2 separate regions of the Mus musculus genome follow, and region 1 is linked to region 2. The links are chromatin loops, found by intact Hi-C in ENCODE. Cell type or tissue: left cerebral cortex. All regions are shown on one strand. Each heading gives the region's core, and the rest is flanking DNA. Links, peaks and the distances in the headings are about the cores only.

Region 1 (14,937 bases), core at 4,318-9,317, 120 kb before region 2:
GGCACGTAAGGGGCTCCCCGCCCTACCCATCCCGACACAGAGAGCCCCAGTCACCGGTTCCTGTAGGTCTCAGCCCAGTTATTCCCAAAGAAGCGGCCCACGGGTTGTTTCCCATCCTTGTCTTCGTATTTATACTTGCCAGTCAGCAGGCCCCCTGTGGGAAGGCTGCAGTCAGACCCCGGCCCAGTCTCTTCTCAGACAGATTGCCAGGGCAGCAATCTGTAGCGTCAGGCCGGGCATGCCCTCCCACCCACAGGGCCTGTCCCCACGGCAGCCCATACCAGCCAAAGGGTTGTAGGCGTAGAACCTCAGTCCGAAGTGTCTGAGGCAGGGGAGGAGCTCGGCCTCCACCTGCCGGGTGGTGGCGTTGTACATGCCCTGCAGGGAAGGAGAGGGGCCTGTTGCAAAGTATGGATGTGTCAAGGGAAGGGATCCAGCCTTCCTCTTTTTCTGCTTAAAAATATTTGTTTATGAAAGTACAGTGTGCGGCTGGTGAGATGGCTCAGTGGGTAAGAGCACCCGACTACTCTACCAAAGGTCAGGAGTTCAAATCCCAGCAACCACATGGTGGCTCACAACCATCCGTAACGAGATCTGACTCCCTCTTCTGGAGTGTCTGAGGACAGCTACAGTGTACTTACATATAATAAATAAATAAATAAATAAATCTTTAAAAAAAAAAAAAAAGAAGGAAAGTACAGTGTCACTGTCTTCAGACACACCAGAAGAGGGCATCAGATCCCATTCCAGATCATTGTGAGCCACCATGTGGTTGCTGGGATTTGAACTCAGGACCTCTGGAAGAGCAGCCAGTGCTCTTAACCACTGAGCCATCTCTCCAGCCTGGTCCTCCACTCTTTAAATTGTATTTATATTTGTGTGTCTGTAGGTACGTGCTGTGCATGTGTATGGGTGCCGAGGTCAGAGGAGGATGTGGAAAGTCCTACTCTCTTGCTTTCTGCCTTATTCCCTTGAGACAGGGTCTCTCACTGAATCTGGAGCTGGGTGATCCCGTCTCTTGCCTTCCTCAGAACTGGGTACTAGGGGCACAGTCACACCTGGCTCTGTGTGTAAATTCGGAGGTGAGAATTCAGGTCCTCGTGGCTATACAGCATGCATATTTTATCTATTAAGTCTGGTGGGGTTTTTGTTGTTGTTGTTTTGAAACAGTCTTGCTCTGTAGCCCATATTTGCCTTTAACTTAGTGAGCTTCCTGCCTCAGCCTTCCAAAGTGCTGGATCACAGGTGTGTGACACAGGCCTGGCTTTGCAGTCTTGTATTTTGAAATCTCTATACTGACCCCATCCCAGGTTCAGTTATGTCTAAGATCTCTGGCAGGGAGAGGGTGTCGGGTGCAGGGAGCAGAAGCTGGCCAGGATCAGCATCAGTCTACAGCTTTCCCCAGGCCTCCTCTACGGGCTGGATGCTGAATTCACAACTATTTAAAAGTTTAGCAAATTCTCTGCTTCCAAGAGGTGGAATCACGAAATCCAAACTACAGACAGCAGGCTGAGGTGTCACTCAGTGACAGCACCTGCTGGCATAGTTAGGTCTCAGACCCTCAAAATAAACCACAGTAAGGAAAGCCCACAGGGAACTGCGGTGAAGACGCGCTCTAAGGCAGATGTGCTCAGTGCGTGAAGGTAGTGGGGTTCTAGTGGAATCACTGTACCTAGGGTCAACAGTGGAAAGCTGTTTTTCAGTGTATCTAGGGTAGTCATCAGAACAAAGAGTTGCTTTCTAGGAGTCCCTTGACCAGGAGGAAATCACCGTAGAAAGCAGTAATTGGGTTCTGCTATCTGTAGAGTTGCTTTTCTGAAGGCGCTTTACAACCTGCGCATGACTTGGGTCACAAGAGAGTCCTGACAATGCTAGGACCTCTTCCATTCCTGAGTACTGCAAAGAGTTCCCAGTCAGGATTAAAGCTGCAGGGATGTGGTGTTTTCCTTCAGGAAACACAGAGATTAGATTAGGGGCTTTGGTTTGAGAAACACGTTCTACCCCCAAAACCCTTTTGTTAACAACCAATAAACAGCGTCTGCATGGTGGCTGTTGGAGACTCACTGGGATCGTCCCCTGCCTCAGAGCCTGATCACACCTGGCCTGACCCTCTCCCTGTCTTCCTTTGATCATTCTGCTTAATTCAGAACACCCATGTGTGAAGGTGTGGTTCAGAGACTGGGCCCCTGGGGCAGGGGGAAATCTGAGGGGATTCCCAGGAAAGGGCCTTCTAGGTTGAAGCCGAGCACTTGTTTCAGGGTGTGAGAAGCATGCTCTAGGCCGAAGTGCAGGATGGGATCAGGATGTGTGCTCAGGCAGGAAGCACACAGGTGCACCTGCCAGGCTGGCGAGAGCCGGGGCGGTGAGAGCCGAGGCTGTGAGAGCTGAGGCTGTGCCTGCTTTGAAGAGGGAAGGCCTGCTATGAGGGTAGAAGGAGGGGATCCAAAGCACAGGAAAACCCAGGATCAATTGAACCCCGAGGCCTGGGTGGCCCTAGCACAGCAAGTTCCCCTCACCTGGTACACAGTTGGCAGGATCCAGCCGTTGCTCTTGCAGAGGGTACAGATCTCAGCCACTTCCCAGGAGGCATAGTTAGACAGACCAAGCTCCACAAACTTGCCCTGCAGGGGAGAGGACTCATTACAACTTAGCTCAGCCCACGGAACCAGGAAGAGAAGACTGCGCTGGTGAGGAACCTGGGAACCGAGTCTGTGCCCAGAGAGCCTCACTGTCCTGGCAGACTCAGGGCGAGAAGCTAAGTGATCCCCTCTCTGCGCTCAGGGCCCCCTCCCTCACCTCCTGATGCAGCTGGTGGCAGGCACGAAGTGTCTCCTCCACAGGAGTGCTGTGGTCGGGAGCGTGTAAGTAGAAGAGATCCACCCGGGGACACTGCAGCCGCTTCAGAGACGTCTCTAACTGGGACCGGATGCTGTCAGGCTTCAGTGACTTCCCTTCCCAGGGGTTGGCCTTGGTGGCGATTTTCACTTGGAGCAAGATTATAAAGATTAAGATTTATTGGAAGGCTGGGCATGGTTGCCCACATCCTTAATCCTAGCACTCGGGAGGCAGAGCCAGGCAGATCTCTGAGTTCGAGGCCAGCTTGGTCTACGTGGTGAGTTCCAAGACAGCCAGGGCTACACAGAGAAACCAACCCTGTCTCAGAAACAAACACACACAAAAGAGAAAAAAAAGGATTTATAAGAATTATTCACTGGACATGCAAATGTGACTGTTCCTGGCTAGATTACTTAACTTAGCTCCCATTTCCTAATTTGTAAGATGAGGTGACAAGAATGGAACTGTCCCCATATGGGAGGCACAGGGGCTACATTTCTTTCTTTCTTTCTTTCCTTTTTTTTTTTTTTCTTTTTTAAATTCCAGGTAGAGGGTTGGAGAGATGGCCCAGCGGTTAAAAGTACTGGCTTCTCTCCCAGAAGTCCTGAGTTCATTTCCCAGCAACCACATGGTGGCTCACAACCATCTGCAGTGGAATCCGATGCCCTCTTCCACCGACATACATGCAGATAGAGAGCACACACGTACATAAAATACATATATAAAGGAATCTTAAAATTCTAGGGAGTTTTAAAATCTTTCTCATTTTTGCATGCTATCTGTGAACTGAGGGATTCTTAAAAAATAATTTTTAATTAAGAGTACAAACTAGGGGCAGTAGAGTTGGCTTGGCAGCTAAGAGCACTTGTTCCTGCAGAGGGCCTAGGCTGGGTTCCCAGCACCCACATGGCAGTTTAGAATCATCCATCACTTTAGCCCCCTCTTTGGATACAAGGCACACACATGGTACACACCCACACATGCAGGGAAAACACTTGTCCACATATAATTTAAAAAAAAAATCTTTAAAAGTTTTAACTTTTTTTTTTAAAGAGAAAGTACCTAAATAGACATTAAAAGAAGACATGTTGGCTGGTAAGTTGTCTCAGTAGGTAGATAAAGGTGCTTGCCATACAGATCGTATATTGCAGGGTGGGCAATATGGGACTTGAGACATGATTGTGCAGAATCAAACATCCTTTAGACCTTGGACTTGATGTTCCTAGGTATTGTCAGGATGCTGTGGGCCCATTAATTGGCTCCTTCTCACCACAGAATGTACATAGGGGCTGGAGAGATGGTTCAGCAGTTCAGAGCACTGACTGCTCGCTCTTCCAGAGGTCCTGAGTTCAATTCCCAGCAACTACATGGTGGCTCACAATCATCTATAATGAGATCTGGCGCCCTCTCCTGGCATGTGGGTGTACACGCAGAAGAGCACTCATACATTAAATAAGAAATAAAGACTGGAGATGGAACTCAAAGGGCCAGGCCTGAAAGCATGGAGATCCTTAAAGACTAAGAATTTAGGCAAGAGGGGCTGGGGAGATGGCTCAGTGGTTTAGAGAACTTACTGTTCTCACGAAGTATTCAGAGGTTCTCAGAACCACACATGTTGGTTTACAATCATGTATAAATACAGTCCCAGGGTATCCAGTACCCTCTGTGGGCTCACACATACATGCAGGTAAAAAAAAAAAAAGTTAGGGAAGAGACACGGGGGCCTGAATGTGTTCCTTGAAAGCCATCAATCTTAACACAAATCCCTTTCAGACCCTCAGAAGCCTGTAATGCAAGCGTACTGTAGCTGCTCCTCAGTGCTCTGCACTGTTTCTTCCCAGATATGGAACCAACTACCTGGACTGATGGACGACGGCGGAAGGATGGATGGATTCTGGCAAGAACAAGGGGAGCCCTCTGATCCCACAGGATAAAGGCTAGAAGACCACAGCATCTCCTTACTACAACACCCGCCCCAGCCCCAAGGCATTCTTTCTGTAACCTTTTGCCTGAGGACTTTGGCCCATTGAGTCTTCAGAAGCAGAAATGGGCTAAAGAAGGGGGGGTTGGGGGAGAAAACTGAAATGTTCATTATCAGTAATGTATGTCATCCAGGTGAACTCTACAGCATTCGGCTTGAGAGATCCACTCACTTAAGTGAGCTTTACCCCATGTGAGTCTATGGAGCCCACTGTACAGGAACCGGGAGGAAGAACCTCAGAACAGGTAAAAGTGAGGCCTCTTTACGTATCAGGCACCCTCCTGAGACTCCAATAGCTTCAAGCAAATGAAGGGCGGTTCCCCTCCCCTTCCAACGCGGGACACGCGTCACTGATCACACACGTACTTTGCAACTCTCAAACTCCATATTCCAATAGCTAGGATTGCAGTCTCCGGTGCACCCTACTTACACTGTAGGGCCCATCCCCAGTTCTCTATGGGCTCTGCCTACTGCTCTTCCCGACAAGCTACTCTTTCCTGCACTCCTCAGCAATCGCGGCTACAGTCTTCCTCGTTGGACCTTTAACTCTCCGTGGAGAAATCACTTCTCCCACGGTAGCCTACAGAGCTACAGAGTTTGCCATTGTAAGACCTGGCACAGAGAATGGGCACAAAGGCCGAAATGCCCTCTCCCGACGCCACCTTTCCGCCCCTGCCCCCAGCTGGGCCCTAGGCATTGTTGCCACAGGTCTCCTTGAGATCCACAGGTGCTGTCGACTGCACGGGACAAAGTCTAGTCCGGACAAAAGACCGGAATGATAAGCATTCTCCAGGAGCGCAGAGGTGGTGAGGGCAAGAGGGGTAGGCACGAACAAAAAGCCTGGTGGGGATGGGGGGCGTGTCGGGGGTGGGGGGGCGGCTATGGACAACGGTTGGCCGGGAGGCAGGGATTGCGGTAGGAAGCAAAGCGCCCAGAGTAGGCTAAACATTAGCGTAGGAAGCTTCCTCGCACCCGCCTCGGTAGCTGCAACTAGAAGTTTCTAAGGAGAGGCGGGACAAAGTTCAGTTCACTAGTTCAGGACTCCAGTTGCCTTGGGAGCTTGGGGTAGACCCAGCTGTGGATCCGGAGCTTCCGAAGCTCCTGGATGCAGATCCTGGCTGGTGCACGCCGGTTGCGGGCACCGGCTCAGCTCTACTCGGTGCGGGGGGCGGGGGAGGCCGGGTGCAGCGGTTACCTGTGCAGTCGCCGCTGCCCAGCCCGAGCCCCAGGCCGCCCAGGATGTTCTCGGACTGGCCGTCGCAGTACATGAAGGCCGTGTCCAGCTCGCTGTGGCCGCGCTCCAGGAAGGCGCGGACCGAAGCGGCGCTAGCACTCGCATCCATGCGACGCCCCATCTCCATGGTGCCCAGCACCGTAGCGGGCCGGAGAGGGGCGCCAGAGGCGGCGCGGGGTGGCGGAGGCCGGGACATGGCGAGAGGACGCCCGACCGAAGTCCCGGAGCGCTGCGCGGAGCGAACAGCAGCGCGGCCCACGGCTCTGGACGCTGCACGCAGCATGGAGACTGCGCCTGCGCACTCGAAGCTTCAGGCTCCGCCCACGGCGGGGGGCGGGACTTCGCGGAGGTCAGCTGATCCCGGCGGGCTCGGATCCTGAAGCTGACACCGGCTGTGGATCTTGAACTGGTGAGGATGAAGGGGGCTGGCGGCTGTCCCGGGCTGGGGGGTCGGGACTCCAGACGCGCCCAGCTAAGTCTTTTCTACACCCTCCTCCAGCTCTGCACGGTCCCCGGCGCTGGTCCCCTCCTGGGGAGCGGGATCGTGGGTCTCTGCCCAACCTGGCCAGGGATCCGGGACGGCCCCACTTCTTACCTGCAGGTCCTTGCCTTCCGGCCTCTCGGCTTCCCTGGACTGGGCGGCCTTGTTTTCCCTGCTCTGGGTGGGGGCCTCGCGGCGCTTGCCCCAGCCGCTGCCCTATCATTATCCCTCCGAACCCGCAGAGTCACCGGAAGGAGTTAGAGCCTTGGTTTGGAGGCCAGGAATGGGTAGGATCCCGGAGCCATTGCGCTCCCCTGACACATTCTCCGTAGCTCTGCAGGTAGGGAACCCAGAATGTCCCATTCCTCGCCAAGCTCACCGCAGGATTCCACAGAGGGCTGGTTAGAAATGTGAGGTAAAGGCAGGCGGATATCTGAGTTCGAGGCTACCCTGGTCTACAGAGCTAATTTCAAGGCAGCCAGGGGCTACACAGAGAAACCCTGTCTCAAACTGCTCCCGTTCCCACCTGCCCAAAAAAGAAAGAAAGAAGTGTGTAGTTTCAGGTTCACTTCGTGTGTACTCCATGCTACAATGTGGTCCAGGGGGCTACAGCAAGAACAGAATATTACTGTTGACTGTGCCAGATAGGCTTTGGTGGGAAGCACCTTCCTGGCTTTGCTTGGAATTGGGGAAGAGCTGGATGTGGCAGGAGATACTGTCTCCTGGCCAGCCTTTACGGACATGAGCCGCGAAAGCCAATCCCCTAGTGGGGAATGTATGTAGCTCAGTGGTAGAGCACTTGACTAGCGTGGGATATGGAGGTTTGGCCTGGGTTTTATTGTAGTCTGCATGCAGTTTAGGAGGTAAGTAAGTGCCTTTTAGGATTTCCTTCATTGTATACATCAGAATGCTGAAACTCCAACACTTGCCCAGAGCGACATCTCAGCCCTGGGCCCGCTCAATTTACAAGTTTCCTTGCATACGCTTCCCGCTCCCGCCTCCCCTCTTTTTTCTTGTTCTGTTTCTTTCCTCCTTTTTTTTTTTTCTCTTCATCATGCTTCCTTCCCTCTCCCTCTCCCTCTCCTTTACATTTTCCGAGCCTTTTGTTGTACAGCTGGTGCATCCAGACCCACGAGACTGGGAAGGATACAGACAGGGGAGAGGGGAGAGAGACTTGCTTGAAGAACACTGGTTAACAGGGACAGTGTTGCCTCTTCTCCAGGATTGTGTTCCAGGGGACTGGAGGCGGTGGCGGCAATGTCCCTTGGATAGGCAAGTTAGAAATGGGTCAGGGTATCTCTACTAGGCATTTGTGATAGAGAAGGATTCCCTAGAGGAAGAGAGAGGCTGTGCAGGTGCCTGGGACTCTGAGGACCTGGGGCAGGAGATGAGGTTAGGAGGGTCATTCTTGGGGTCCTTAGGACCTTGCCTCTGTGATTTTGAACTTGATCCAGTATCAGAATGGAACCTGCATCTGCTTTGGTGGGGAGCACCTGCCTGGCTTTCCTTGGAGTTGGAGGGGAAATGGGCGTTGTAGGAGATTGTCTCCCCGACCAGCCTTTAAGGACATGCACCATGAGAGTCAGAATCCTTCATACTAGTGGGGGATACAACTCAGCATTAGACCATTTAACTAGCATCTATGAGGTCCTAGACCCAAGCTTTGGTATCAGGAGTCTTTGCAGAGACTGGGAGAGCTGCATGAACCCAGGGTCCCCGTTCATCTGGTTCCACTGGTGTGGAGAGGCTCCACAGTGGTCAAGATACTGGGGTCTCATCTTTAAGCCATCACTCTCACTGGGTCAGATGGGAGGCTCATAGCTTTATGTTTGGCTCAGAAGGATGTTAATTAGCCCCAGTTCATAGACAGGGTCAGCCAGGCTGACTCGCTTGCCTGAAGCCACTCAACCCTACCTGTAAAATGGGAACAGTGTTTCCCTACCCAGCCTGGGTATTAGATGTTATGAGGAATGACAGTGTATGCATGTGTGATGAATTGGACCACTCCAGATCTACCAGAAGAGGTGTTGGGAGGCCAATAGGATGTGTGTGGCTGATAAACAAGACTTCTTAGGGTGCAGATCTTACCTAGACTGTATGAATTGGGGTGCCAGGTAATTGCTCCCCAAATTGGCTGTGCAGATGTCATCCACACCAGCCACTAAGACCAGGGAAGAACCTTCCAGCTATCCTATGTCCCACCCTAGAGCTGCCACAATGAGCTGACCAGGCAGTGACCAGAGGCACCCTTACCCCAGCTCGAGGAGCTGGTCACATTAGGGCTGAGAGTCTGGGCTTTCTGAGAAAAGATGCTGACTTGCTTCTTCTTCCTGCCCTGCTCACTGCAAGCTCAGCAGTCCTGGGGCCAGCCAGAGCTCTGTGAGGAGTCCAGGCCTCCCTGGCATAGTGGGAACTAAGGTACGGATGGGAGTGAGTCTGTCTGGATGAGGAAACGCCCTCTTAGCTCAGTGACAAAAGGGGAAGCCTGGGCCATGGCAGCCTCCGTGAAGCCTCTCCCATGGGGTTTGCCTCTCTTGCTTTCTGACTGGGTGGCCCTGGCAGATGACTTCCCTGTTGTGGTCTCAGGTTCCTCCAGAATATGTCAGGAAGGTCCATGAGAGGCAGGCGGAGGACACCATGTGCGAATACTGGCCAGGTCTGGAGAAGATGGCTCCAGCTAAACCTTGCTCTCCCTACTCTCTCTAGGTTGTCATGCACGCAGAGTGACCACATAGGAACTCTGTGCAGGTGGCAAGGACTGAGAGGGTGTCTTTCTTCCTGCTCCTTCAACCAGCCATACTCTGGCTTGGGCTGTGGCTTCCTTGTAGGTAAGTATTCTGTATGCCTTTCAAGCTTTGGAAGGAACATGGGCTCCAGCATCTTATCCAGGTACTGGGCAACCCTAGGAACTGCCACCACCTTTTTGTTTTTAACTAATTTTTTTGGGAGGGGTGTTTATTTTTAAAGATTTATTTATTTATTAAAGATTTATTTATTATATATAATAAGCACACTGTAGCTATCTTCAGACAGACCAGAAGAGGGCATCAGATCTCATTACAGATGGTTGTGAGCCACCATGTAGTTGCTGGGATTTGAACTCAGGACCTTCAGAAGAGCAGTCAGTGCTCTTAACCGCTGAGCTACCTCTCCAGCCTAGGAACTGCCTTCTTACCCTACATGAAAGATGCACGTGTTAGCCTTCCCTCCAGTGAGTCCTGGCCTCAGACTGTGTCAGAGTAGAGTCATGAAAAGGAGTGACAGCCTGGCCCGATGGTGTGGATCTGCAATCCCAGCACTCAGATGTCTGACACATGAGACTCGAAGGTTTAAAGGCCAGCTTGGACGATTTGTGAGATCGTGTCTTGAGATAAAAAGTTTAAAAGCGCCGGGCATGGTGGCACATGCCTTTAATCCCAGCACTTGGGAGGCAGAGGCAGGTGGATTTCTGAGTTAGAGGCCAGCCTGGTCTACAGAGTGAGTTCCAGGACAGCCAAGGCTATACAGAGAAACCCTGTCTCGAAAAACCATTAAAAAAAAAAGTTTAAAAGCCAGGGGTACAGGACAGTTGTTGACCTCCTGTGCAGCACACAAAGAGATCTAGACTTGACCCCCTCCACCCCACCCCAAAAGAAAACCAACCAAATATACCTAAATGTTTACAAGTTGCATCAAAAGATGCTGTTGGCGTATAGGCCCACCCACTCCACATATGAACTCATTTAACTGGCATGGTAGCTATATGAAGTAGGGCCTCTCATCGTTATCCCCACTGTGCAGAGGACAGGACCAGTAACTGCCAGTCACAGGACTGTGAATGGGGCTAGACCTCTCAAGGCTGAAGAGCTCTTTTTCCCTTTGTGTAGGATAAACCTTTGCCAGCCTCTGACCCCTTGGCTGTGTTCATACACCTGTACCTTCTTTCCCGCTGAGACCCTCCCTCTGCAGCCATGGTCTGGAGGACACTGGGCGCCAGCAACTTTTCCACCTGTCCCAATGGCTCTGTCCAGTGGATCTGGGATGTGTTTGGTGAATGTGCCCAGGATGGCTGGGATGAGGCCAGCGTGGGCCTGGGCTTGGTCTCCATTCTCTGCTTCGCTGCGTCTACCTTCCCGTGAGTATGTGGCTGTGTGGTTGGAGTGGGGTGTGGGGTGGAACGGGGAAGGGGCGGGGCTTCGGGGGTTGGTGGTCCTTCATGTCCTGCACTGGGTTTGGATAGTCTAGGGTTTGGCTGGCCGGCCATTGGCCTGTCTAGATCCCAGGCCAGATATATTCCCTGCCTGATCATATTCATTGATGCCCGGCTTGCTGTGAAGGAGGGAGGGAGGCTGCCTGGAGTCTAACGCAGGCCAGACCTCATGCTGAATGGTGTTGTGTGACCTTTTCTACCATATATTGAGCACCGCGTGTAAATGCTGCGGCATTTAACCTCGTTTAGTCCTTATAACAGCCGAGTGAAATAGGCAGCAAACCTTTCCCTGTCTCACAGACGAGATGCAGGTTAGGTCATGTGCTCAGCTGGCAAGAGATGGGTGTGGAGCATGGGCGGGCTGGGAATGTCGGTTATGGCTGTGTCCTTAAAGTAAAGAAAGGCAGGCTGGTGGTGAAGATGGCAGTGGTGGCTGCAGGGGCCAGAGTGTCCACACTCAGTTCTGCCACCTCTTGGCTATGGCCTTGCTTGCTCCGGGCCTCAGATGTCATTTACGCAGTATGTGTACAAGCTGGAAAGCTGGCCTTGTGCTAGTGTCTGCTTCTGTGAAGTGTGAGAGAGAGGACCTGGTGGCTCAGCAGAGGCACAAAGGGCTGCAGGCAGGAAGCTGGCCAGGACCTGCAGGTGTGTGAGAGAAGGAACAGCTACTGTCGTGCCTGGCTGGGCACTGTGGGAGGGTGAGGTGGGCAGAAGTAACCTCAGGAGTTCACCAAGGGACCTAGCATCTAAAGCTGGTGTCAGTGTTTAATTTTTAAAAATTGTTCTTGGGCTAGGCATGCTGGTCCCAGCACTTGGGAGACAGAGGCAGGTAGATCTCTGAGTTCAAGGCCAGCCTGCTCTATAAATCAAGTTCTAAGACAGCCAGGGCTACACAAACAAACCCTGTCTCCAAAACTGAAAATCAACAGCAACTACAAAAATTGTTCTCCGGCCGGGGAAATTTCCTGCTTTTGCAGAGGACCTAGGATTGGTTGCCAGCATCCACATAGTTACTGCCTGGAACTCCAGTTTCAGGAGATCTGACACCAGTCTGACTCTTCTGGCCTCTGCACCAGTCACACACGCAGTGCACATATATACAAGCAGGCAAAACACGTATAAACTAAAAATAAGTCTTAAAAAAAGTTTGCTTGTTCGCTGGGGGAGAACACGCAGTGTAAAGTGCTTGCTACCCATGTGTGTGGGTCTTAGTTTAATCCCCCGGACCCATATTAAGATGGATACAGTAATGTATGTCTGTAATCCCAGTGTGGACCAGCTGGTAGAAGGTAGAGGTTTCTCTTGACCTCCATGTGAGTATTGTAGTCCCTGTACACTAACTCCCTCCTTACCCCAACCCTCACTCCTTACAGCTCCTGGGAGGCTGAGGCAGGAGAATCATGAGTCAAGGCCAACCTGGACTATCTAAGGAGACCTTGTAACTCTGACCTCCTGACCCTTCCGGCTCCTACCTCCCAGTTGCTGGGACCACACATATAGCCACCATCCCTTCACTGTCTTTTTTGATTTCTTTTTTTTTTTTTAAGATTTATTTATTTATTATATGTAAGTACACTGTAGCTGTCATCAGACACACCAGAGGAGGGCATCTGACCTCATTATGAGTGGTTATGGGCCACCATGTGGTTGCTGGGATTTGAACTCAGGACCTCCGGAAGAGGAGTCAGTGCATTTAACTGCTGAGCCATCTCTCCAGCCCTGATTTTTTTGTTTTTATTTTGTTTTTTGTTTTTCAAGACAGGGTTTCTCTATGTAGCCCTGGCTGTCCTGGAACTCACTCTGTAAACCAGGCTGGCCTTGAACTCAGAAACTCGCCTGCCTCTGCCTCCCAAGTGCTGAGATTAAAGGCGTGCGCTACCATTGCCCGGCTCTGATTTCATTTTAAGGAAATGTTTATCTTATGTGTTTGGTTATTTTGCTTGCATGTATGTAAGTACACCACATGTGGGTACCTGGTGCCCACAGAGGGTGGTAGAATCCTTTGGGACCGTAGCTTACAGATAGTTGTGGGCCTCCATGTACTGCAAACTGAATCTGGGTCTTTTGTATGAGCAATAAGCACTCTTTTTTTTTTTTTTTTTTGGTTTCTTGAGACAGGGTTTCTCTGTGTAGCCCTGGCTGTCCTGGAACTCACTTTGTAGACCAGGCTGGTCTTGAACTCAAAAATCCGCCTGCCTCTGCTTCCCAAGTACTGGGATTAAAGGCGTGCACCACCACGCCCGGCACAACAAGCACTCTTAACTGTAGAAATGTCTCTCTAGTCTCACGAGCTTTGTTTAAAAAGTTATTTATCATCAATTAATTATTATTTTTGAGAGGACATACATCCTCACTATCTTGCCTCAGCAGCCTGAAACTCACTGTGTAGACCGGGCTGTCCTCCCGAGTGCTGGGATTAAAGTCTGGTGCCACTGCATATTGTTTTTTATGTGTGCGTGTTTAGCCCGCATGCATGTCTGTGCATCATATGTGCAAGGTGCCTGTGGAGGTGAGAGGAGGGCGGCAGATCTTTTGATATATATATATATATATATATATATATATATATATATATATATATATATATATATATAATATGTGTGTGTGTGTGTGTGTGTGTGTGTGTGTGTGTGTGTATATGAATGCTGTGTGTTTATGTCTATGCATGTATGTATGTGTGTGCAATGCCTGGTTTAGGCAATGTCAGGTATTGAACCCTGGGCTTCATGTGTGCTAGGCAGGCACTCTGTCAGCTGTTCTACTTCTCAACCTTTTATGAATTTTTATTTTTAGCATCTGTTTATTTGAATGTATACAGATGGTTAGAATAAAAAGCTGAGGCCAGGCTAGTTGGCACTTGCCACCCAAGCCTGACATTCTAAGCTGGATCCTGGAAAACACATACAGGAGGTGGCAAAGGACTGACTCCACCAAGTTGTCCTCTGATCGCTGCACGTGTGCGGTGCCCCATGCGTGCCCCCGATAATATATTACTACTTTAAAAAGTCGAGGAGGAGCTGGGGATGTGGTAGAACTCTGACCTAGCACATGGGAAGCTCTGGGTTCCAACCTAGGCCCCGGGCGGGGGGGGGGGGGGGGGAGCAAGACTGGAGTCTGAGGCCTTGTCACAAACCTCTGGCCAGGGTGACTCTGAGCAGTAACAGCAACACGGTCATCTGTCTCCAGTGTGCAGTGGCCTAACAGATCTGACCTTCCTTGTATTGGGACTTAAGGAGTCATCGCCTGAGACCCCAGGCTCTTAGCAGCAGCAGTGGCAGCGGCTTTCTTTACATTACATTTGGCTTCATACAACTCCGCCTCAGCATGGAGGGCCTCAGGGAACAGTCTGGGGACTGAAAGCCTGTGAAACCCGAGAGTGACCAGGTTGTCTATGTCTTACCATCGGTGACTCCTGAAAACAGGACCTGGCCGGTCCTCAGACCCACCTCAACTGCCACCGCCCCTGTTTTGAGCTCCTACCTAGCCAGATTTTTACAATGAAGCCAAGGCCTATACACACCCTCTGTCCCTTCTGGGAGACCCCAGGGGGCAGTGGGGAGAATCTAAGGCAGAGACTCTGTCTGGAAAGAGACTCGGCTGCTGTGCCCCTGGGCTAGTAGGGGTCCGGTAGAATTCCTCCACAGGTCAAAGAATCCGTCAGAGGATAATACTGCCTGTGAAATTCTGGGTTCTATCCTGAGGTTGGAGCATCTGGGCTCTCCTGCCCACCGCTGCTCCAGTCATCCTCTTAACAAGTCCTGTTGGCCGCCTTAGGCCATCACCTCTGAGCTTGAGTCCCCTCCTCTTCCACAGCCAGTACATCAAAGCCTGCAAGACAGGCAACATGGACCAGGCCCTATCACTGTGGTTCCTGCTGGGCTGGATCGGTGGAGATTCCTGCAACCTCATTGGCTCCTTTCTGGCAGACCAGCTACCCCTGCAGGTGGGTGGGGCCCAGGCACAGTAGGGCAGCTTAAAAGACAAATAGGGGTAGCTGTGGGAGGAGTCTGGGGCTTCAAATATGTCAGCCCACACCCCATAATCTACCATCCTGTGTAAGACGTGGGTCAAGACATCTGTCCAAGTCTCAGATTTCTAATTTCCACGTAAGCATATCACACCCCAGGGGTCTGTGGTTCTGAGGGGTTGTGGGCCCAGATACTTTTTCTGAGTTTAGGCCCCTCAAAGTAGCAAGTGGGGTTTTTCTTGGGGAGCAC
Region 2 (14,937 bases), core at 5,656-10,655:
TTCCACCAATGCTTCCGGGCTAGAAGGCTCCTTTCTAGAGACCACACTGCAGGGTCCCTCTAGCCTAAAAGCTGTTACTTCAACAATCTGACCCAAAATACAACTACCTCCTACTTATCTAAATTCAGACTTTCTCAGTCACTGTGGCAGACTTACTGAGGCTTCAGTGTCTCATCTATACATTGCTCATCTATGAGATAACCATCCTGGAAGAATCCGACTGCCAGAAGCTTTTGAGAAGGATGGGCCTGGAGTCCATGGTAACTGCTCGTGCTTCACTGGGGCCCTATGCGAGTTACCATTCTCCCTGAGCTTTCATTTCTTTATCTGCAACAGGAGGAAATGGTTCTAGGACTGGGGTTGACAGAACCAGATATCAAGATTGTGGGCACCCCCTGGCAGAAGGAAAGGGACACTTGTGACTAACAGGAGCTCTAGGAGTGGGTACATAATCAACCATGCAGTTTCCTGATGACCTCCAATTCTAGGACCCCTCACTGCACACCTCAAAGCCCAAAGCTGTCACCTCAAATCAGAGGACAGCCAGAAACAACAATTTACAGTGCATGCCTATGAAAATGCTCATGACTGATGAGACTTCGCCAGAGGGGCGAAGGGTACACACTGAGAAAGCTCACAGCAGAAATCCTCAACAGTGACCAGAGAGATGGGTTAGCATGTATGGAAGGTACTTGCCATATAAACCCTTCAAACTGACTTCAATCCCTGGAATTCATACAAAGGTAGAAGAAGTTGTCTCTGATCTAGACACACACACACAAACACACACACCCCATCCTCAACAGAGGCTGGGTGTGACGGTACACACCTTTAATCCTAGTACTTTAGAAATGGAGGCAGGAAGATGAGAAGCTCAAAGGCATTCTATCTATATAGCAACCTGCACCCCAAGCCTAGGTGAGGTCACCAGGCAGCTAGAGGTGCAGACAAAAAAAAAAAAAGCACACCCACGTTGCACAGGGAGAAATTCTGGGGTGGCTCCCTGAGAGGTCAACCTGCTAGGGCGAGATGGCACCACAGGGTGGGCAGATACATGCTCCTCTCCAATTCAGTAGTACACACTACAACAGAGAAGGAAAGTGAATATATAAAACCAGAGAAAGCCCAGTAAGGTCCAAGCCACCAGCAGAGAAACCCTGAGCAATAGGACAACATGAGCAAGCCTGACCTGAACCCCTTCTGCCATTCACAGCTCCCAGGAAAAGTCCCCTGGTGTTAACCAGGGAAGGAAGCTGCTTCTGAGCCATTTGCACTGGCTGAGCTAGTACAGGCAAAGGTATCTTTCACAGTTTGACCACAACCACACATCCTAGTAGCATTTTGGTCAAGAACCTACTACATATGCCAGCTTTGTGGTCCCTAAGCTGAGAAGGCCTGGTGAGAAGAGCCTAGCCATGAGGCACGGGGTGTATTTCAAGTTAGAGATGGTTCCTCTGGCAAATAGAATCCCGCGCTGTTTTCTATGTAGGAGCACCAGTGGCAGCCAGTCCGATAACGGTTTCGGAGAAGACGATGGTGAGTTCAGCATGAGAAGAGGAAGCTTCTGGGAGCAGTTGAAGCAGAAGTTCAGGGTCAGAGGCGGGGGGAACACCCAACAGCTCCCACACTGTGGTAAGAACTCTGAGGCCAGCAGCACTAGACTGGAGTTCTCACCAGGCTGGAGTTTACCTGGGCTGGTCCCTAAGGCTGCCAGCTTTGGGGTAGGGACTCCAACTACAGCAGTCTCCTAAGGGCCAATGCTGCCTCCCAGGCCAGCTGGGAGGGTACATGAATAGCCAGCCATAAACTACTCGTGGGAATTAAAATAACCTTTAACAGCAGCCAACATGCCTCTCACATGTTAACCACGCCAGGCACTGCCTACAGTTTCCATACATGCTCAGGCAATCCCCATGATAACCTCTTCACAGCAAGGCCACGGGCAGTAACCACCCTGGCTGGAGGATGGTAACTACTAGACCACTGATTTGGACCAAACAGGATTAGAGGACTGCAAAAGAGCACAGAGAAGGTCGAGCTGTTGGAAGCAGGGTGGCAGCAGCGGGAAGCACAGCAGAAGGACTTCCGGTGAGGCTGCTGCCTGCGTCACCACGCACCTACCATCACCCTGCTTCTCTGGTGTCTCTAGTTCACCCACAAGTTGTAATAGCTGTCCACAGAATAAATAACAAGGAAAATGCCTAGGGGTGGGGAGGTTGGAGAGATGGCTCAGCAGTTAAGAGCACTACTTCCTCTTGCGGAGGACCCAGGTTCCGTTCCCCCACACCCACTTGGTGGACCCATAACTCCAGTTCCAGAGCCGACGCTCTCTTCTGACTTCCACAGGTACTAGGCATGCATGTGGTACACAGACACACTTGCAGGCAAAACACTCATACAAATAAAATAAATAATCCTTATGAAGAAAAAAAGAAGAACGACTACAGGCAGCGGGGCAGCCTAGACAGGCCTGGTTTCCTCATCTGTACCATAAGAGTAATGTGGGTCTGTCTCGTATCACTGCATGGGATATCAAAGCCGCCCATTAACAGCAGCTCCTGCTGCTTACATAGCCACTCCAGGTCTCAGGCACTGATGTGCCTACAAGCTACAGCACATTGGGCTAAATGGCAAGTGCCACCAGCAGGCCCAAGATGGCTGTCACTGGGCTAACTGTGCAGAATGCCCACTCAGTGTCAACCATCTATCAAGGCTCTATGGGTCCCATTATCTAGGATTTAACTGATCAAAATAGCTGTTTTGTCAATGACAAATCACCCAATCAGAAGGCCTGTAAGACGATGGGGGGTGGGGGCAGATGTACCTGTCAACCAGATGGCAGATCTCTCCAGCTCATTATGCCTATCTGCCTTTCTCCACCACACCTTCCTTCCCAGACCACAGCCAGCCTGGCCAGGCCCTGGCACCTCTCAGGTGATACCTACAAATGCATCCCCCTTTCCTCCCTCTTCCATCAGCAAGGCCCTCTCTACACAGCACGGCTAGAGGACTCGTGCTAAAATACCACTGCTCCATCAGCCTGCTCAAATTTCCACCTGCCCTGTGAGAAATGTCACTGGCTCCACACTGTCCAGACCAAATGCAAACTCCTGAGCTTAGCGACTGGCATCTGGCAGCAAACACTTCCTCTCCATGTCTACGCAGTGGTTCTCAAACCCACCCCACTGACGTCACAATGACCTTGGACTTGGTACAGTGGACTCCCCAGCAGATGGTGCTCCACCCGAGCCTCCCCTTCCTCTTTGACTGGGCAAGGTCTTCCTGGGCTTCAGGCCCAGCCCCCAGGCTGACGGAGGACTGGAAGGTTGCAGGGCTTCCAGGAAGAGGTGGAACACCTGACTAGCTTGCACACATGGCCTCCAGAGCTCTTCCCCACAACTTTCCCCTGTCAGCTTACGAGACTTCATGAACACACCTTTCCTGCTCTCCAAGGTGAGAGGACAGGAACTGTGGCTTCCATTTATGTTACATACAGTTGGGTATACAAAATATGACACAGAGTAGCTATAGCCCCAACTTTCTGTGTGCCAAGTGTATTAAAAATGCCATTTCTGGGCCAACGATGGAAGAAGAGAACCAACTTCCCAAAGTTATCCTCTGTCCACCACACACACAGAAGATAAATTTAAAAACATTTCCTTTTCCTGGTGTCCCTATGAAATGTTCTCCTCACGCTGTACAGCAAGGAACTGAGGGGAAGGAAGGAGAGGCGCTCACTTAGGTCACACAGAAAGGCAATCAGGACTCCACCCAGACACGCCCCACTCTGAAGGCAGCAAGGAAGAGCCAAGCACCTCAGCTCTCACTACCTGCTGCTTCCTCAGGGCTATGCAACAATTCCTGAGCACCAGGCGGTACAGGGGATAAGGTTCTGTGGAACAAGCAATCTGGCATTCTGTTGCCGGTCCCTGCCCTATCACTCAAAGGGGACTCCACCCATAAGGACACTGCATTCCAATCTGACTTTTCTCTCTCTCTCTCTCTTTTTTTTTAGAGAGGGGGAGTGATTTCTGATTCAGGATCTCGCTCTGTATCCCAGCCGGCCTGGAGCCCTGCTATGTACAGCAGAAAGGCCTTGGGTTCATAGAGATCTGCCTGCTTCTGTCTCCCAAGCACTGGGACTTTTAAAGGAGTGCACCACTATGTCTAGCTCTAAGTCTAGCTTCTTATACCCTGGTGTCTGTGGTCCACGGCTCAACCTTCCTCATCAAGCCTTTGCAAGACGAAAATCAACAGCTTCTGGCAGAGTGGATGGCACGTGGCTAGAACCCCATAAATATCTCCACCTCCTTACACTGAAACGTTAGTCTGTGGCTGCCTAAAACAGCATTACACTAGCTGATCCTAGAGCCAATGAACGTGCACTAGACTCTTACAGGCTTGCATGCCCAGCCCTCACAGGCGGACCTGAGCCAAGCCCCTATACCTGAGGTCAATATTCTGAGACATCCACAGTCTCACATAGGGCTAAGCTACAGACCTGCATCACACCATTCACTTGACTGTTTGAGCTTCAGATACTCCTTGAACAAAAACAGGCTGGGCCAGTGACAGCGGTGGATGTCCACCATATCCCAAGGTCGCACCTCAGGCTGCAGGCTGGAAACACACACACTGTACTCCACTGGACCAAGAACACTTGAGAAGCCAAGAGCGTGGGTCCCAGCTCAAGCCGCAGTGTTTCCTTCCACTTCCTCTACAGCTTGTGCTTATGAGCCTGCACTGACCGTGAATACTGTCTCCCTTATCATTAGGGAAGAGTGACAGTGTATCTCTCCCACCATGCTGCTCAGGCTGTAACTCAGCAGCAGGAGTTACAGGCGTGTGACACTGCCTGGCTTTCCAAACTCTACTCTAGGCCCCCTCAATAGTAGAAGCCAGAGGGCCCGCATCCATGTCTGCCTTGCTCTCTGCTGGCTCCTCAGCACATAGGCAGCACACAACAGCCTCATGATACACACACACCTAAGCAGTGGTACCCTGCACCTTCAGATAGGTGCCTAGGAAGTGCTGTGGAATAAGCACTTCCCACTCTGGCAAACAGGGTTCTGAACTTCAGGTCCTTGTCTTGTGTCCTTCTTCCTCCTCCATAGAATGTAACAGTATAGCACTTCCAAATTATACACACAAGACCTATCTTCAAAGGCATGCTTGTCATCTTCTTAATCTTAAACTAATAATCACAGGCTACTTATCAAAAGGAGACTGGCTGGATTTACTTGAACAGGGCAAACACACATGGGGTCTCTAAGTTGAACTATACACCAAGTTTTTTAAAGTGATATTGTTTGCTTGCTTATTTATTTACTTATTGGGGGAAGGGAGGCAGAACTATGTTAGATAGAGGAAGACTTGATTCTACATATGGGTTCTGGAGATTGAACTCTGCTCCTTGGATTTGGCAGCAGTCACCTTTAACCCCTGAACCATCTCTCTGGCATCTCTCTGGATCTTATTCACAGGCCGAGACCACCAAGATACATTAGAGTCTACTCCACGATTTCGCCTTTTAACAACAGGAGCGAGCTCTCCTATCAGAGCTCTTGTCATCAGTGCCATCTGTGAGCTCCTTGGCCTGTCACTGCTCCAGCCCCACCATGAGCTGGAAGTCAGAAACCAGAGCCCTGTCAGGGCTTTGACACTGTGAAGCACTTAAGGACAGTAGTAAGACTGTCTGCTAAGGGGATGTAAATAAACCCCATTTGCCTAAGCACTTTTACTGGGGACAGTTAACTTGACTCCAAGAAAAATCACTCCAAAGTCAAATGCACTTCAAATCTCTCCCCCTGATGGGTACACTGGAGCTGGCTAGCCATTTGCTCTACCAGCCAACCCACTGAAAACAGAGCTATGGTCCTCTTCATTCATTACCTAGGATGCAGCCCCACTCTGCCACTTCTGGTTTGCCCAAACTACCCACATTAGGGCATCAGATTATACTAGCATAGTAGGCAGTCAGAAAACATTTAGGAGGTTGGGGTACATGAAGAACAAGTTAACGAGTGTCAAACCTGGGTGGCTGCGCTCACAGACCATCCCAGATCACACTAAGCAATCTCCTGTCTCACCCTCACTGTTGCCCAAGCTGGCCTTGAATGCCTTAAACAGCTGAGACTGCAGGTATGTGGCACCACGCCCAGCCTTCCACGACAGATCTTTCAGAGTTAGGTACTGTTCTAGGACCAGATAGACAGGGGCAGAAAACACAAGACCAACATCTCTGTCCCCTAAGAGCTCGGGGATCAGGCCCATAGGCTATGCTCCTGTCTCAAAATGGCCATTTCCTAACAGGAGAGCCACCCAGAGTCTGCAGAGGTAAGCACTTGCTCTCCCTGGCTGGGCCTGAGCATCCATCCCATCATTATGGTTCTTCAACAGTGTCATTATATCAGACACACAACAGCAGACAAGGAAGACCGCAGTCTGGAGGCTGCTAGGCAGGCTCCCACTGGCCAAGAGTGCTCTCCACACAGATGCAACAACATTTTGAATGAGTTACAATGAATGCCCCAGCTTTTCTTCACCTGTCAGATGGACAAAGCGAAAGCCTAGATGATTCTGTGGAGACTAAGTCCCATCTGGCCACTCCACCACCCTCTCCTGCTTTGGTGCTGGGAGTACACACAGAAAACTTCAGTCTACTTTGAAGAATCTCACCCAAAACTGTCCTGGACAAGTCCTTTCCCCCTGCAGACTAAGGTCAGGGGTTCAGACCCCCAGGCCCGTTTCCAGCCAAGAGCAATAACATGAAAACCTGTCTTGCCTATGCTTTTAATCAATATATAGAAAGTTTACTAGCCAATCAGACTTAGTCATCCCCAATACAGTTGCTGCACCCTTGCTAAAACAAGGCACAGGGTACCTCAAAACCATCTAGGGTCCAAAATCCCCTCCTAAATATCGACCAGGCAGGAGGGGAGCCACCTGTAAGGCTACACGGAGCAGGTGGGTTGCCTTCCCTCTCAGCCTACCTTACAAGGCTTCCTTGACCATGTGAGGTAGTTCTCTGGCCCTTCCACCACCAAAGATGGTGGGCCTGCTCTGCAGGTATCCAGGTAGATTAGGGGGTGCAGGGGTATGGGGGAGGAGGGAAGTGACACATCTAAGGCTCCTCAAATAAGTTGCTAGCATAGTGTGCCTGTCTTCATTACCAAAACAAACACCATGAGTGGAGTCCGGGAGCTCTCCGGCCTGTGAGTTTCTGCTCACCTGCTCCGAGGCACCTCCATAATCAGCAGTCCCAACTCTAACAAGCTGACAGTTCAGGGGGAAAGGAAGGCTGCGCCTGCTAGGATGCATCGTGTCCAGGCCGTAGGTTGGGCTGCTGAGCTCCGTGTCCCCCTAGCCCCAGGGCTGCGGCCTCACAAGAGCAATTGTGAGTTCACCCCTGTCCAGTTGGCTTACCAACCCGTCAGCACTCTGCTCCCCACTCAGGCAGGGCACCCCTCAAGACGCGCTCTATTAGCCGCACTACCACTAGGCCCTCCCAAGGGAAATGCCCTGTTCTGCCTTCCGGGCATACAGATGCCGCCCTTCTCTCCCTCGCTCGCCTGCTCACTCACACCGAAGCGGCCTCCCCAGAAAGGGGCAAACCTAGGAAAGGCTCAGTACCCAGACCACCCCCACCCTGGCTGGGGCTCTCCCCCGCTCGCCAGAGGCTGCCCAGAAAGAGCCTCCTAGGAACAGGAGAGGGGACACCTGGGTCAGGAGCAGGACACGGAACAAGCAGGGTCTAGATGGGAGGGTGAGAGCAGCGAAGGGCTGACGCAGGCTAGGCTAAGTCGTGAGAAGTCGGGGGAAGGGGACGGCTAGGGCCGGGGACAGGGAGGTGCAGGGAGGGGGGGAACACAGCTGGAGTAGAGAGGCCACACTTGAGGACCGACCGCAGAGAGAAGATTCCATGACGGTGAAGGAAACAAACCTAGGCAGAGTTCACTGGAAAGGGCTTATCGGGGTGCAGACTGGGGCCATGGAGAGGAGAAGAGTTTGGGGGAAGGGGACCTAGACTGGACCACTGGAGCGAGAACCACGGTCCTAGCCTGGGCCCTGGGGCCGAGGCAGGAGCCCAAGTACAGCCCATGGGATGAAGGCCTGCGAGAGGGGTGCCCGGCCTGGCCCCTGAAGGAAGGAAGGTCTAGCCTGGGATAGGCGAGACTAGCCTGGACTTGCAGGGAGAAGAACTGGGCTCCACATGGAGCCCAGGGCGGGGTCATAGGCTATCAGGGCCTCCCGCCGCCCACTCCGGACCCGAAGAGTGGCGTCTGCCTAGGGTCCGGGACCCCGCCCCTCCCCCACCCCGGATCCCCACCCTTCCCGGGCCGGGCGGGTCGGCGAAGGAGTGGACGCGAGCTCCGGCGGTGAGAGGGGTCCCGGGATGGAGCCGTGAAGGGGTCCCTTTACCATGGTGGCGGCGGCGGCGACGGTCCCTGTCCCGGCGTCTGTGGCTCTCCCCCCCGCAGCAGGGCCCTGCGCTTCCACTTCCCCGGGTGCCCAAGAGTGAACATCCGGGTCAGCGCCCCCCTCCCCCCCCCACCCCCCCGCGCCGGGCAGCCACCACCTTCCTTCCCCGCCCCGGCCAGCCCGACCCGCCCCCCAGCCGCCAGCTCCCGACCAATGAGAGCGCGGGGCCGCAGCGATCGCCAAGTATGGAGCGCCGCGCGGGGGGCGGGGACGGGGGCAGGCCCTGTGGTCGAGTGGGCGTGTCCTGTCTCAGGAGGGGCGGGCCAGGCGCAACGCTCCTGCGCGGCCAGGGCTGTGGCGTTCCGGAGGGACTGGGTCTACTTGCGTCCCTCCTCTGACTGTCAGCCTCGCTTCTCGCAGCTGCAGGACGCGGGCTAGCTGAGGGTGGAGCGGTTCACTGGTTCCCCTGGGCGGAGGATGCGGAAGGCGCCGAAACTAGGAGGGGACCGGCCCTCCGCAACCCACCCGGACCCGGAACTGGTGCGCCGGACGAGGCCCGGCCCCTACAGAGCGAGCGGAACCTGCATGGGGAAGCCGGCTCTGCCGCCCCTGTTGCTGAACACCTGCTATCAGGACCAGGCGGGCAGCTTTTAGGTACCAAAAGATGACAAGTGAATAAGCCATAAGGATCCCTGCCTGCACTTCATAGCTACCAGAGTAGTTGTGGGAAAGACCCGGGTAAGAAGACTAGAACATTTGGGTTCAATAAATGCTGTTTCATATACTTTTTTACATTATGTACAGAGAATCAGCCCGTTTCCCTAAATGAGTATCTCTCTCGAATCATATAGTGACTCAGAAATCCCTCTTTGTTTTCAGGTCTGAAGATTGAACGTAGAGCCTCAGGCAGGCTAGGCTAAGCTCTTCCACTTAACTGCAGCCCCAACCAGAAATTTGCTGTTCAAAAGAGTGAATTTTGTTTTGTTATCTAGAACTCAGGAGCCCTAGAATTGCACGTTTTGTTTATAACAACCCCCTACACGGCTTGCTCACCCTCCGTTTAGAGTCATATCAGGTCCTGAGAAGAGATCAGAAAACATCTGAGGGGAAACTGTGCCCTAGGCCTCTGAGCTTATAGTCAAGTGAAAGCTTGCAGGGACAGCCACCAGCAAAGAAAGCGTCCAGGTAAGTCTCTCAAGAATGACATAGACCAATATTACAGGAGTTCAGAGAAGGGAGTGGCACTTAGAAGGTCATTACACCGGAAGTATTTATCATGTAGCTATTGGCCAAGCACTGTGTAGGAAGCAGGCTGGAGAAATTACAGCTTTGAGCAAAATAGCCCATGATGGCATATGGCTTGTGGGTAAGATTTCACCTCCAGGAATAGAGCCTCTTACAGCCTGGGTAAGTACCCCTGTCCTGAGTTAAGGCCCCTTCAAGCTTGAAACCTGGTCAGAGACCAGGTACCCTATCTAATAAAGTATTGGGGGTGAGATGTGGAAAAACAGTGGATAGAGCAGGTAGACAGACGAGCCCTGTGGTGGTATTTTGGAGGATGGTCCAAGGGGGCTTTAACTCAGAAACTAACGCTTGACCAGATAGCTGAAGGTGGGGATGGAGCAGACCATGCGCCCATTGTCAGCACCTAGGTATCCACAGAGGCCACTGTGGCCAGCCTAAATTGTGTGTGAGCAGCAAACTGCAGTGAGCCTACTGTGTGCTGGACTACAGGGTAACTAGGGAGGGCCTCAGAAAGCTATTTGTGTGTCCCAGACAGTTTTATTTTAATGTCAGAGAAACAATACCTGAGGTTACCCTCAGTTTCCCACATACATGCCTTCCTGCATGGGAACAGACATAAAACACATGTACACACACACACACCGGGGAATTTTTTAAAGCATACATATTGGGCCTAGGGAAGTGCACTGTGGGTAAAGTGCTTGCTGTCCAAGCATAGGGACCTCTCTGATCCACAGCATGTAAAAGCCAGGTACAGCTAGCTGTGTATTGGAGAGATATTCCCAATGCTGTGTGAAAGGCAGGAGGATCTCTGGGGCTTGGTGACTAGCCAGCCTAGCCAAATGGCAAACTCCAAATTCAGTTAGAAAGGCCTATGGTGGTATATACCTATAATCCCAGCACTCAGAAGGCAGAGGCAGGAGGATCTCTGGGAGTTCAAGGCCAATCTACTCTACATAGCAAGCTCCAAGACAGCCAGGACTATACAGAGAGAAGACGAATTCTATGAGAGACGCTGGGTCAAAAAACAGGGTGGATGGGCTGGCTCAGTGGGTAAGAGGACTGACTGCTCTTCCAGGGGTCCTGAGTTCAATTCCCAGCAACCACATGGTGGCTCTCAACCATCTGTAATGGGATCTGATGCCCTCTTCTGGTGTGTCTGAAGACAACTACATTATATTCATATAAATAAAATAGATAAATTTAAAAAAATAAACAGGGTGGATCAAGGTATAGGAAGTTGGGTTTCAGACCCAAGGGGCTGAGGTACATATTTTACATACCAAAGCAGACCTGGCCTCCAGGTTCTCCCTGCATCCCTCAGTCCCTACCTGACATACCCTGCCCTCTACCCTGAATTTTCCAGCCTAGGGGCTGGGCTGCACTTCCCACAGAGGCTCTTCCCTATATAATCAGACATTTTGGTCTCCTCCCCCCTCCTTTCCTTCTCTCCTTTCTCCCTCTGTGTGTGCTCTTTCTCTCTATTCCCCCTCCCGACCACCTCCCTCCCCATGGTGCCTTCCCTGGCCTTGTTTCTTGGGGCCAGTGAACTTGCCCGCCCAAGAGTGGTTTCCCAATAATCCTGCATTTTGTATACTTTAATCTGTCTTGGAGAAATAACTTATCATAGATGACATGAACTTTTAATCCCAGTACTGAGGAGGCAGAGGTAGGCAGATCTGCCTGTGAGTTCAAGGTAAGCCAGCGATAAAGAGTAAGATCTTGTTGCAAAACAATAAGGTAGTGCAGGATGAAGGAAGAACCTGACATAGATTTCTGCCCTCCATATGCAAATCGCAGGCCAGCACACCCATACACATACATGTACATGCACACATATATTCACCATACATATACACACAGCAGCAGCACCAATGTGACACTTCCTCTGTGATGGACCCCGTTAAACCCTTTCCCAATCCTCGTAACAGCTCCACCCCCCCAAAAGTAAGGAGTCTCTCCAAAGTCATGCAGCAGAGATGTGAGGTCCTGGAGAAGGCAAGGAACATTTGTATTCTCATGTTTCCTGATGTGTTACCAGGGCAACATGGCAAGTAGGAAAGAGGTGAAGATGCTAAGGACTTGAGTTCATAGTGAAAAGATCTGCCCTTGAACTGGGCAAGACTGCAATAGGGATGGGGTGGGGTTAGGTGGGGAGGGGAGGGTGGAGTGGGGTCAGGAGGGTGAGAGGGTGAACACTGCCTTCAGTCAAGTTGTGTAAGATGCCTACTGGAAACTTCAGTGGAGAGGCCCAGTAAGGAACTGGGTAGAAGCCTGCCGCTAGTGAGTGGCATATAAAGGTCTTTAAAAGCACAAGATGTTGAGATGCATACACTTGGTGATGGGTGTAGAGAGAAGAGATCACGGAGAATCAAGGAGCAAAGAAGAGATCGTATCTCTCTCAAAAGCCAGGGGATAATAACATGAAATAAGTCACACCTGAAGAGAAGATTGCCAGAAAGTCTTATCCATAGTGGATTGTCTGTAGTTTCCCAATCTTTGTGTCTACCTTGTAGGATCGCTACTGCTGTTATTCTCAGAGAGGCTAAGGAACGTACGTGTCCAAACCTATGAGTTTAGTTCAAGGTCGTCTAGAACCAGAGTCCACATTCATAGCCCCAGTGTGAGCACATTGCTTCCCTGCTTTAACCCCATGCTAGCTGGGAGCCGGAGGCTGGGGAGGTGGCTGTAGGGTAAATTGCTTGCCCCGCATACATGAGGAAGGACCTGAGGCTGAGCCAGGCTGTGGTGGCGCATGCCTTTAATCCCACCACTTAAGAGGCAGAGGCAGGTAGGTCTCTCAGGTAGAGGCCAGCCTGGTCTACAGAGCTGGTTCCAGGACAGCCAGGACTACACACAAAGAAACCCTATCTTGAAAAGAAAAAAAAAAAAAAAAAGAAAAGAAAAGAAAAGAAAACAAAAGGTTCTTGCTGGCCAGCCAGCTTAGCCAAGTTAGTATACTCCAGGTTCAATGAGAGAGACTGTCTCAAATAAGATAAAAGGCATGGGAAGGTGGCTCAGCAATTAAGAACCTCTCTTCCATGCAGGGGCGGGGCAGTCAGGCTGGACACAGCAGTCATGGGTTCCCCCTGTGTAGCTCTGTCTGGAATTCTTTCAGCTTGTATCACCCTTGGTGGTACATCTTCCTGATCACTTGGTGGAGCCTCTAAAGAGAATGAATACTCTTACGGCCAGGAGTTTGTGCTTTCAGAAGCCTCAAACTACAGGGTGGGGGTGGGGGCGGGGGCAGGGAGGTGTGGAATCTCACTGAGACAGACTGGATTTGCTACAAATGTACCAGGTCAAAAACTCCAGATAAAGTGTTTCAATCCAGACATGAAGATCATGAAAAATATGTTGGGAAACCCCCCCCCAAACCCACATACACTGCTCATTGTTACAAGAATGAGAAAAGTATCACTGCTCATTGTTACAAGAATGAGAAAAGTACAAAAAAGGAGTCCGTACTAGGGAAAGGATATGGTCCAGCTGCCTGGACTGCAAAAGACACGCGCCTCCATTCACAAGATGGTGCCTTCAGTGAGCTCAGACTCCGACAGGAGTTAAACACTGGCTACACATCCAGCGCCTGAAGCTGCCCCAGGACTTCCTACTGAAGAGAACATGTGTCACGCGCCTCAGGGGCACTGGGAGCAGCTTCTGCAGTGGCATCTGAAGCCTGGGCAACAGGAAGCGAAGCCCTGATTCAACACAACTTCAGACCACAAATGCAGTTACTGAGGAAACCGGTCTCCTTAGTCCAGCGTTTCCACTATTGGGTAGCGGGGCAAGGAAGAACACATCTTCCAAAGGACCCATGTCCTGCAGTTCTCACACCTCCTTCCCCAGGGGAATCCAACACCCTCTTCTGGTTTCTGCAAGCACCCGCACACACATGGCTCACACACATATATAAACATGTAATTTTTTTTTTCCTAGACAGGGTTCCTTTGTGTAGCCCCGGACATCTTAGACCAGACTGGCTTTGAATTCATTGAGATCCACCTGCCTCTGCCTCCTGAGTGCTGGGGTTAAAGGTGTGTGCTACCGAGCCGGGCATGGTGGTACACGCCTTTAATCCCAGCACTCAGGAGGTAGAGGCAGGCGGATTTCTGAGTTTGAGGCCAGCCTGGTCTACAGAGTGAGTTCCAGGACAGCCAGGACTACACAGAGAAACCCTATCTCAAAAAACAAACAAACAAAAAACAAAAGGTGTGTGCTACCACCACCCAGCAAAATGTAATAAACTTTTAAGACTTAAACTCTTAAAAATATACCTATATGGTGGAGAGCAATCTGATACCTGATACCAACCCTGATGCACACATGAGCACACATGCACAGACATGTACACACAAAGAAACAGTTATATTTAATTTTAAAGTTCTTTATAGTAGGAGGGCACAGGGTTCACGGGCACATACTCTCTACCATGGAACCCCCATTTCGGATTATTTAGTTGTGTGGGAAACAGGTGTACAAACATATCTCGGTGGGCTTGTGGGAATGGGTTCTCAGGAGTTGGCCCTCTGGGTGGGCTCTGGGGACTGAAGTCAGGTGTGGGGGCATATTCTTTGCCTCTGCAACCACCCAAGGCCCTATATCCGCCGTTTCTGTTGCCTCCTATTCTAATGGGGCTCCTTGGCTAGCTTCTAGCCGGATGCCAGCATCTGTGCTTTAACAGATATGGGGGCCATTCCTGGTGATCTTTATCCTCTGCTTCTGCTTCTGCTAACAGCTTTATGGCTTTCAGAGTTCAGATTCCCAAGAGCACGTCTGATTGGCCAGCTCATCCTTTTATGTATGGGACAGATTCCCACCTCCTCATCTGTCACCACATGTGAGCATGAAGGCTGCAAGTGACAGTGACAGGCCCTGGGTAGAGAGACAAGGACCATAAATATTTTTTAGTACTGTTATTCCTCTCTCTCTCTCTGTGTGTGTGTGTGTGTGTGTGTGTAGGCCAGAGGTCAACTTTGGGTCTTCTCAAGATGACCATCCATCTTTCTTTTTTTCTTTTTTTCTTTTTTTTTTTTTTTTTTTTGGTTTTTCGAGACAGGATTTCTCTGTATAGCCCTGGCTGTCCTGGAACTCACTTTGTAGACTAGGCTGGCCTCCAACTCAGAGATCTGCCTGCCTCTGCCTCCCAAGTGCTGGGATTAAAGGTGTGTGCCACCATGCCTGGCTTTTTTTTTTTTTTTTTTTTTTTTGAAAAAGGAGTTCATTGGCCATAAGTTTGCCCTTCGGCTAGGCAAGCTGGCCACCGAGCTC

The links. Hi-C counts contacts between places; a loop is a spot of excess contacts. Peaks named below come from ENCODE experiments on the same cell type or tissue, not always from the same donor. Only the 100,000 strongest peaks of a DNase experiment are listed, where the experiment ranks them.
Region 1: it touches region 2 in a loop (9-fold over the local background); 1 of 42 quality-filtered maps calls a loop at or near these places.

What each region holds. Positions count from the first base shown.
Region 1 is chr4:139,302,151-139,317,087 of GRCm38, reverse strand. Slc66a1 (solute carrier family 66 member 1) reads left to right here and starts at 6,380. Exons shown (of 9, transcript NM_145384.3): 1 at 6,380-6,459; 2 at 9,238-9,359; 3 at 10,398-10,645; 4 at 14,534-14,663. The coding sequence starts at 10,482. It overlaps Akr7a5 (aldo-keto reductase family 7, member A5 (aflatoxin aldehyde reductase)), which reads right to left and starts at 6,344. Exons shown (of 7, transcript NM_025337.3): 1 at 6,012-6,344; 2 at 2,797-2,984; 3 at 2,517-2,621; 4 at 282-378; 5 at 55-154. The coding sequence starts at 6,333. In left cerebral cortex, for the core only: CTCF peaks have their summits at 6,121 and 7,305; DNase peaks (open chromatin) are centred at 6,364, 7,205 and 8,957; H3K4me3 peaks cover 2,739 bases; H3K27ac peaks cover 1,336 bases.
Region 2 is chr4:139,186,513-139,201,449 of GRCm38, reverse strand. Capzb (capping protein (actin filament) muscle Z-line, beta) reads right to left here and starts at 8,551. Exons shown (of 9, transcript NM_009798.4): 1 at 8,422-8,551. The coding sequence starts at 8,424. In left cerebral cortex, for the core only: no CTCF peak of the experiment used is centred there; a DNase peak (open chromatin) is centred at 8,684; H3K4me3 peaks cover 3,199 bases; H3K27ac peaks cover 2,181 bases.